Regions from separate parts of the Homo sapiens genome. Here region 1 is linked to region 2. Evidence: read pairs that join two places in POLR2A ChIA-PET (ENCODE). Cell type or tissue: PC-9. All regions are shown on one strand. Region 1 holds the start of EFNA4-EFNA3 (EFNA4-EFNA3 readthrough). Region 2 overlaps LENEP (lens epithelial protein).

Region 1 (4,000 bases), 68 kb before region 2:
GCTGGGCGCGGTGGCTCACGCTTGTAATCCCAGCACTTTGGGAGGCTGAGGCGGGCGGATCATGAGGTCAGGAGATCAAGACCATCCTGGCTAACACGGTGAAACCCCGTCTCTACTAAGAATATAAAAAGAAAACTAGCCGGGCGTGGTGGCGGGCACCTGTAGTCCCAGCTACTTGGGAGGTTGAGGCAGGAGAATGGCGTGAACCCGGGAGGCGGAGCTTGCAGTGAGCCGAGATTGCGCCACTGCACTCCAGCCTGGGAGACAGAGCGAGACTCCATCTCAAAAAATAAATAAATAAATAAATAAATAAATAAATAAATAAATAAATAAAGGCCATGAGTGGTGGTGCACTCCTGTAGTCCCAGCTACTTGGGAGGCTGAGGCGGGAGGATCCTTAGAGTCCGCAAGTTCCTGTAGTGAGCTATTATGCCACCGCACTACAGCCTGGGTGACAGAGCAAGACCCTGTCTCTAAATTCTAAAAATTAAAAAAAAAAAAAAAAAAAGAATGAGGGAGTGGGTGCTAGGTGCCTCCCTTTTTTGGCCAGGAGGAGCAAGTGCCAGGCATGGGGGGAGTCCACATACTACCCAGTCTTCAGTCTTCTCAGGACTCCCTTCCCCACCTCTTGGGAGCTGCCTGGGGAAGCCAGCACAGGTGGGAAGGGCTGGAAGGGGCTGCTCCCCACAGTACTGAATGCTGCATGAACCACCCCCCATACCACAAACACAGCGAAGCATGACTTAGGAAAAGCCTCCAGTGGGTGGTCCAAGGACGACCTGTATCAGTTCTGATTAGAAATGAAGATTCCTGGGCTCAGCCAGCCCAGACTTACTAGAACGCAAGCTGAGCAAGGACAGGGCCTTGGTAAGTTTTGTTCTACTGCATCCCCCGTGCCTGGAAAAGTGCCCAGCACAGGACAGTGTTCAATAAATATTTGTGGATTGAATGAATGAGCCAGAAACCTTAAGATTGGGGGGTGAGAAACCTGAATTTTTAACAGGTCCTCCAAGTGATTCAGAAGCTTTGGTCTGTGACAGAGATAGAGAATTCAGAGTCCAAGGACAACAAAAGCTCTTATCACTTGTTATTGGTATTGTAATGACCTGTCTTTATGCAGGCTCTCCTGCCTGCGCCTGTTCTCCAGAGAGTCTGTGGAATCCCAGAGGGCAGGGTCTTGATCTTCTCATCTATATAGTTAATCCCCTGCAACCTAGCACAGGGCCGGGCACACACAGTATGTGTTTAATAAATAAATGTTAGTGAGTGAAGAAATGAATAGTCACAGATTGTCTCAAGTAGAAAATCAGAAAGAAAAACAGATAGGAAATAGGAGAGGCAGGGAGACTTGGGGAGGGGGATGGAAACAGTAAAATATACTAAGGTTCAAAGGCAGGCAGCTCAGGAGAGAGAAAGAAATAATAGTTTATATCTGTACAGCCTGAGCCTCTTTCACATACATGACCTCACTTACCCTGCCAGACTTCCCAGGGTACTAGGTATTATTAGCCCATTATACAGGTGAGATAAATGAGGTTAGGAAGGTCACGAGACTTGCCCAGAGGTGATTCGGCTAGAAGGGCAGGGCTGACACTGGAAAGAAACAGAAGGACCAATAAAGACAGAGATGAAAGCAGAGATAGCAAATGAGATCAGGAGACAGAGTGAGAGCCAGAGGTGAGACCCAGCGGGCAGGAGAGTAACCCACGCTCTTTCATAAGAGTAAAGCCCCCTCCCTCGCTCTCAAGTTCGTCAGCCACAGCTCCAGCCTGCGGGAGGCTGGGGATCGCCAGGAGAGCAGCGAGGGGGGCGGAGCCCGGAGTGCGGGCAAAGGCCCCCCCAGCTCCATGCTCCAAGACCCCCTAGACAACCCTTGGGGCTGGGGTCTTCTGCCTGCCCCCCAACACATGCGGGCTGTGGGGAGACCCAGGGCGCGCCTCGCCCCTCGCCCCTCCCCCCTCCCCCGCCGGCTCAAACAAAGGAGCCCCGGCGCGCGGCCAGGCTCAGGCGGCGCCGCGCAAAGAGCGGGTGGCGGGCGCGCGCAAAGCCCGGGAGCGCGCAGACTTGGCTGTGCGCTCGCCCGGTTCGGCCCGGCTACCTGGGGTTACTGGAGTTCCAGTAGACTACGTGGCGGAGGCTGGAGCCCCCGCGCAGAGGGGAGCCGAGGAACGCGGCCCAGAGGACAGTCCGCAGCAGGGGCAGCAGCCGCATCGCCCCCGAGGTCCGGTTTGGTCTGGCCTGGCAGGTCCCGGCCCGCTTCACAGTCGAGGAGAGAAAGGTACAAAGTGAAGAGGGAAGTTGCGGAAAGGGGAGTGGGGTACGGAGATTCACTGACCCCGCCCCTGAATAACTTTCCGCCAATGGGAGCGCGTCTCCTCCTCTCCACCCAGCGCCAACTCCAGTTAACCCTCTGTGCACCGCAGCGCGCGCCAGGTTCGCCAAAGCTTCCACTGAGGCTGCACCGCACTGCGAGGGGGCGGGAAGGAAGGACGTATTCCAACAGCAGTATTTTTAGGGAGGTCATCTCTTTCGTGTCTGCTTTAGTGCAGGGTAGACTGCCTTATTAGAAGTTTGGAAGATTTTAAATAAGGGTACATAACCTTTGCCCAGATAGGGGAAAGTGAGGCGCGGGCGAGGATCCATGAAGCCTGTCCAACCACCTTCATGCACTGCCCCGTTTTCTTTGCACATCTAGGGACAGTGCAAGCGGAAGGGACAACACAGCTCTGGGACCACCTTCCCTAAAGAGCCTTAGGTGGCGCGCTAGATGCTCACTTTAGGATTGGCGTCTGTCCCTTGCCGCTCCACACCTTCGTTCCGGGCTGGGGGCCCACGCGGCCCCAGTCCCTAAGACGAAGTAATGAGGTGGTTGCGGCCTGTACAAAGCACCTTTGTTCCCGATCCCTCAGGTGGCGGCGGCGGAGGGGGAGGAGGCAGGTGCGCGGCCTTGGGATCGTGGGAGCAGCCGCCGCCCCGCTCCGCCCTGGCTCCTGGGCTCTGGGAGCATCAGCCAGATCCACTTTTCCCAGCCAATGGTCAGAGTGGGGACGGCAGGTCCAACAGCTTGACAGATTGCGCCGAAAGCCACCCCAGTCTGGGCAGAGGGAAGCTGCGAGCATCCCGGGGACACACGCCGACCCTTTCTGGTACTCCCGCCCCACACAGCCCGCCCTCGTCTGAGGCGGCAGCGTCTTCTGGCGGCCAAACCTGGAACCGCAGCAGGAGCGACCCGGGTTCTAGAAGCAGACAAACTCTGGGGAACGCTCCCAAGATGTCACGTTTATTGCAACTGAGCAGAGACAGGCTGTGCGGACCTTCCTCAATCCCGTCCAACCCCCAGCCCCTCCCCAAGCCCCCGCTGCAACTACGCCGGCAGGTCCGCAGAGTGTTGCTTGACAGCGCGTGGCGGTGCCCGGAGTCTTAAGACACCGCCAGTCTCTGGCGCCTTCAGTCATGGTAGGGGACTCCAGAGGGCACGCCCGCCTCTTGAAGCCCTAAGTCCGGCTTGGAGGCAGCGGAACCTCCGGAGAGGTCAGAGGTAGAGCGAGGACACTGTCGGAGGCGGTGGCGCTGGTCTGGATTGCGGGAAGCCAAGAAAAAAGAGTCAGAGGCCCCTTTCCCCCAGGTCACTCGCCCCGCCCACCCATGCCCAGGGCTCCTCCTACCTGGAGGGTACCACTAGGGGCGGGATTCCAGCCCCTGGGCCGGGCAGGTCACCCGATGGGCACCGGCCCTGGGGGTCGGCAGGCAGTGGCTTCCTTGGGGGTGGGGGCTTGGCTGGCCCCTGAGACTGAGGGAGAGAAGGCAGGAGGCCGGCTTAGGTGGGGGGGTGTCATGTTGCCCACCCCCAACGCACTGGTGCTGGGGAACACCAGCTTGGGGGCAGCACCAGCGGTCACCCTTGTCTGCAAACAAACCTGTCACCATTAAAGGCACCACCGGGATATGTGCCCTCATGCACTGAGGGGGCATCTCGCCACGGCCACCACCGTCATGGCTA
Region 2 (4,000 bases):
CAGCCACAGAGTGGGGAGCCATGGGCCAGGAAAGATCTCTTGGCTGTGTGGATTAGGTGAAAGGGCTGCACCTGAAACCTCCAAATGGGCTGAGAACAGGGAGCTTAGGGCTGAGGTGGGAAGTGGCATGGAGCGGGTGCATGGAGGTGGTACCCTCCATGCTTTTGTTTGCATGGCCCTGCCTCCAGGCCACTTTGGCCACCATCTCCATGCAAACACCAGCTCAGAAGAGGAAGGCAGGCTCATTAGGAGAAGCCGTGAGTTGGGGATCTGAAAATCTGGGTTCGCTAAATGACTCCTTTACCTCAGTGTGCTGTGTATGTTCTTGGGCGAATCATTTCACCTCTTTGGGCCTATTTCCTTCATGTTAACATGGGATAATTGCTGAAGTGGACTTTCGTAAGGCTCAAAGCACTCTGTATTGTGAAAAGGGCTCTCTGAATGGTATCTGAGGTTTCTTTTATTCTCCTCATCCCTCTCCTCAGTCTTTACACTGCCAAAGCCCTCTTTCCCACTCTGACATTCTCCTTGGGCCACTGGCAGTCTCTACCTGTCACTCCCCCTGCTGCTCTCTATTACCCTTCTCACCACAGGCCACAGCCCTGGATTCTGCCTTCCTCTACCCACCACTTCCCCAGTGGTTTCTGCCAGACTTCCCCTCCCCTGGCAAAGGCCCTTGGGCTCAGACCTCAGACTCCAGGATCCACCTCTAGGCACTGCCCCGCTTGGTGGGAGTGAGGCCTAAGAAAGGAAAAGAAGGCGGTAGGCCAGGGCCTGAGTCAGGGAAGGAAAGGCTGGAGCTGGCCAAGTAGGGTGCAGGCTCTGAGGGGGAAGAAGGAGCCCCAGATTCATGGGAAGGTAAATTCTGACTACCCCCATCACTGGGACCAGGTGAGAGCCTCTCAACGGACCAGCCAAGAGCACTAAGCTGCATTTTGTGGATGCCTAAAGAGATGCACTGAGGCCGGGCACGGTGGCTTATGCTTGTAATCCCAGCGCTTTGGGAGGCCGAGGTGGGCGGATCACTTGAAGTCAGGAGTTCGAGATCAGTGTGGCCAACATGGTGAAACCCTGTCTCTACTAAAAATATCAAAATTGGCTGGGCGCGGTGGCTCACGCCTGTAATCCTAGCACTTTGGGAGGCCACGGTGGGCGGATCACGAGGTCAGGAGATCAAGACCATCCTAGCTAACATGGTGAAACCCCGTCTCTACTAAAAATACAAAAAATTAGCCGGGAGTGGGGGCGGGCACCTGTATCCTAGCTACTCGGGAGGCTGAGGCAGGAGAATGGTGTGAACCCGGGAGGCAGGGCTTGCAGTGAGCTGAGATCGCGCCACTGCACTCCACCCTGGGTGACAGAGCGAGACTCTGTCTCAAAAAAAAAAAATCGAAATTAGCAGGACATGGTGGTACGCTCCTGTAATCCCAGCTACTCAGGAGGCTGAGGTAGGAAAATCGCTTCAACCCGGGGGACGGAGGTTGCAGTGAGCTGAGATTGTACCATCGCACTCCAGCCTGGGTGACAGAGTGAGAATCTGTCTCAAAAAAAAAAAAAAAAAAAAAGACACATTGACCTGCCAGGGATAAGAAATAAGCTCAAGTTGGAGTACCGTAGAGGCTAGGCTGCTGTAAAAAAGAATGGACAGGCTCTCCGTGTACTGATGTGGGATCCTGAATCCTGTCCAAGGTTTATCAAAGGAAAAGAAGCAAAGTGCAGAACAGCGTGGAGAGTATGTTAACTAGGAAGAGTAATATATCCAGAATCCAGCCACCCCTCACTACTGCTATTGCTATAAACCTGGTCCGAGACCACCAACATGTCTGGCCTATATTGTGCCATTACCTCCTAATAGGTCACTCGTATTCTACCTTTGCTCCCCTGAAATCTATTCTCAACACAGCAGCCAGCTTGAGCCTTTTAAATTAAAAAACTCATTTCACACTCAATATTCGGCAATAGTTCCTCATTTCACTCAGCATAAAAGCTCAAATTCTTAGGCCCTCTATGACCTGCCCCCATTCCCACCTCCAGCTCGATTTCCACTTCTTTTTTCTATAGTGCCTATCATCTAATAACATATACATACTTTAAAAAATGTTTATAGTTTGTCCTCTCCACCCCCTAAAATGTAAGCTTCACAAGTACAAGGATCTGTTTTGTTCACTGCTGCATCCAAAGACCCACAGTGACATATAATATACACTCAATAACTCAATATTTGTTGAATGAATGAAGATGCAGTCTATGCACAGACTGGAATGTTCTCCAAGAAACTGGTAACCATGGTTGCCTCCAGGGGGAGCGCTAAAGGATTGGGGGATAGACGTGGAGACTTTTAACTATTAGAGTTCTTTTTTTTTTTTTTTTTTTTTTATAAGACGAAGTCTTGCTGTGTCACCCAGGCTGGAGTGCAATGGTGCAATCTTGGCTCACTGCAACCTCCACCTCCTGGGTTCAAGCCATTCTCCTGCCTCAGCCTCCCAGGTAGCTGGGACTACAGGCATGTGCCACCACGTCCAGCTAATTTTTTTGTATTTTTAGTAGAGATGGGGTTTCACCATGCTGGCCAGGCTGGTCTCGAACTCCTGACCTCAAGTGATCCACCCACCTCGGCCTTGTCCCAAAGTGCTGGGATTACAGATGTGAGCCACCGCGCCCGGCCTTTTTTTTTTTTTTTTTTTTTGAGACAGAGTTTCATTCTTGTCCCCCAGGCTGGAGCGCAGTGGCATGATCTCAGCTCACCGCAAACTCTGCCTCCCGGGTTCAAGTGATTCTCCTGTCTCAGCCTCCCAAGTAGCTGGGATTACAGGCACTCACCACCTCGCCCAGCTAATTATTTTTAGTAGAGATGCAGTTTCACCATGTTGGCCAGGCTGGTCTAGAACTCCTGACCTCAGGTGATCTGCCCGCCTCTGCCTCCCAAAGTGCTGGGATTACAGGTGTGAGCCACTGTACCTGGCCTGGCCTAAAGTTCTTTACTCTGGGCATATATCACCTTTACAAAAAGAATCTAGAAAAAAAAAAGAGTTAACTAAGAAGAAGGCTGAGGAAGAGCTGGTCCCAGGCAGGGAGGAAGAGGGCACTATCTATAATCTCCAGGCCAGTGCCCCAAGTGACAAAGGGCTGGGGGATGATAACTGGCCCCCCAGGAGGGGCCAGAGAATGCTGGATGGGAATCCCAGGGAAATACTGAACAGTCCCAAACAGGCTGGCTCTGAGGTTTGGGGGGCTGTGGGTGGGCAGATCAGTAAGCATAAGCACCCCCTGAGCAAGACGATACACATGGCTGGTGTATATCTACCACCGGGAGTAACTCATGGAAAATACCAGCTGTGGCTACCAAGAGGAAGTAAAGAGCCAATTCTGCTCAATCTAGCTGTTTATGTCCTGATAGGGCTGTGTCATGATAAGCCTGAGGGACCTGTGTGGCCACACAGGTGTCTTTCTCTGGTAACTTTGTATGTGAGCTGGGAGCTCTTGTAGCTCATGGGGTCCTACTTCCTTGATGAGCTGGGGACTAGCCTCAGCGCAGTGCTTTCCCCAAGATCCTCAGAGGCAGGAAGCTGCCTGGACCAGGTCTTCTATTTGGGAAAGGGCTGGGTCCTCTGGGTTTCCACACACCCTTGGCCTCACAGATGAAGACCCTACTCAAGCTGGGTCCCCTCCTTACCCACAGATTGAGAGGAACCTGAACTGTCTTCCACCCTCCCCACTCAGGAACCAGTGAGTCAGAAAACCTGGCTTTCAATCTTGGTTCTATTCAGGACAAGCTCCTTCCCTCCCTGGTCTGCACCCTTGCTCCCAGACCGTTCTAGTGCTGACTTTTTCTGATTCCCCTTTAGACACTTATAATCTTGGGCCTCAAGGCCTATGGATTATATTTATAATTCAGTGATTCTCAAACAGGTTTCTTAGGGGGCAGTCCATTCTTGGTACTATGAGGGTATGGTAAGATCAACCATCTGAGCTGGTGGGCTCACTGTGCCAAGCTTGGAGG

The links. Peaks named below come from ENCODE experiments on the same cell type or tissue, not always from the same donor. Only the 100,000 strongest peaks of a DNase experiment are listed, where the experiment ranks them.
Region 1: POLR2A ChIA-PET joins it to region 2 with 6 read pairs; 19 of 35 experiments call an interaction of 5 or more read pairs at or near these places.

Annotation. Positions count from the first base shown.
Region 1 is chr1:155,062,035-155,066,034 of GRCh38, reverse strand. ADAM15 (ADAM metallopeptidase domain 15) reads right to left here. Exons shown (of 23, transcript NM_207197.3): 22 at 3,666-3,790; 23 at 3,260-3,575. The coding sequence ends at 3,533. EFNA4-EFNA3 (EFNA4-EFNA3 readthrough) reads right to left here and starts at 2,295. Exons shown (of 5, transcript NM_001407761.1): 1 at 2,099-2,295. The coding sequence starts at 2,211. EFNA4 (ephrin A4) reads right to left here and starts at 2,295. Exons shown (of 4, transcript NM_005227.3): 1 at 2,099-2,295. The coding sequence starts at 2,211. DCST1-AS1 (DCST1 antisense RNA 1) reads left to right here and starts at 2,044. Exons shown (of 4, transcript NR_040773.1): 1 at 2,044-2,278. It also overlaps ADAM15-EFNA4. RefSeq lists an enhancer at 843-1,344 and silencers at 1,835-1,984, 2,275-2,424, 2,805-2,894. In PC-9, no CTCF peak of the experiment used is centred here; a DNase peak (open chromatin) is centred at 2,324; H3K4me3 peaks cover 1,612 bases.
Region 2 is chr1:154,994,168-154,998,167 of GRCh38, reverse strand. LENEP (lens epithelial protein) reads right to left here. Exons shown (of 1, transcript NM_001394530.1): 1 at 3,853-4,000. Among named protein-coding and RNA genes, the nearest start is that of LENEP, 2.6 kb to the right of the region's middle. In PC-9, CTCF peaks have their summits at 2,092 and 2,291 (motif pointing right); a DNase peak (open chromatin) is centred at 2,297; H3K27ac peaks cover 1,476 bases.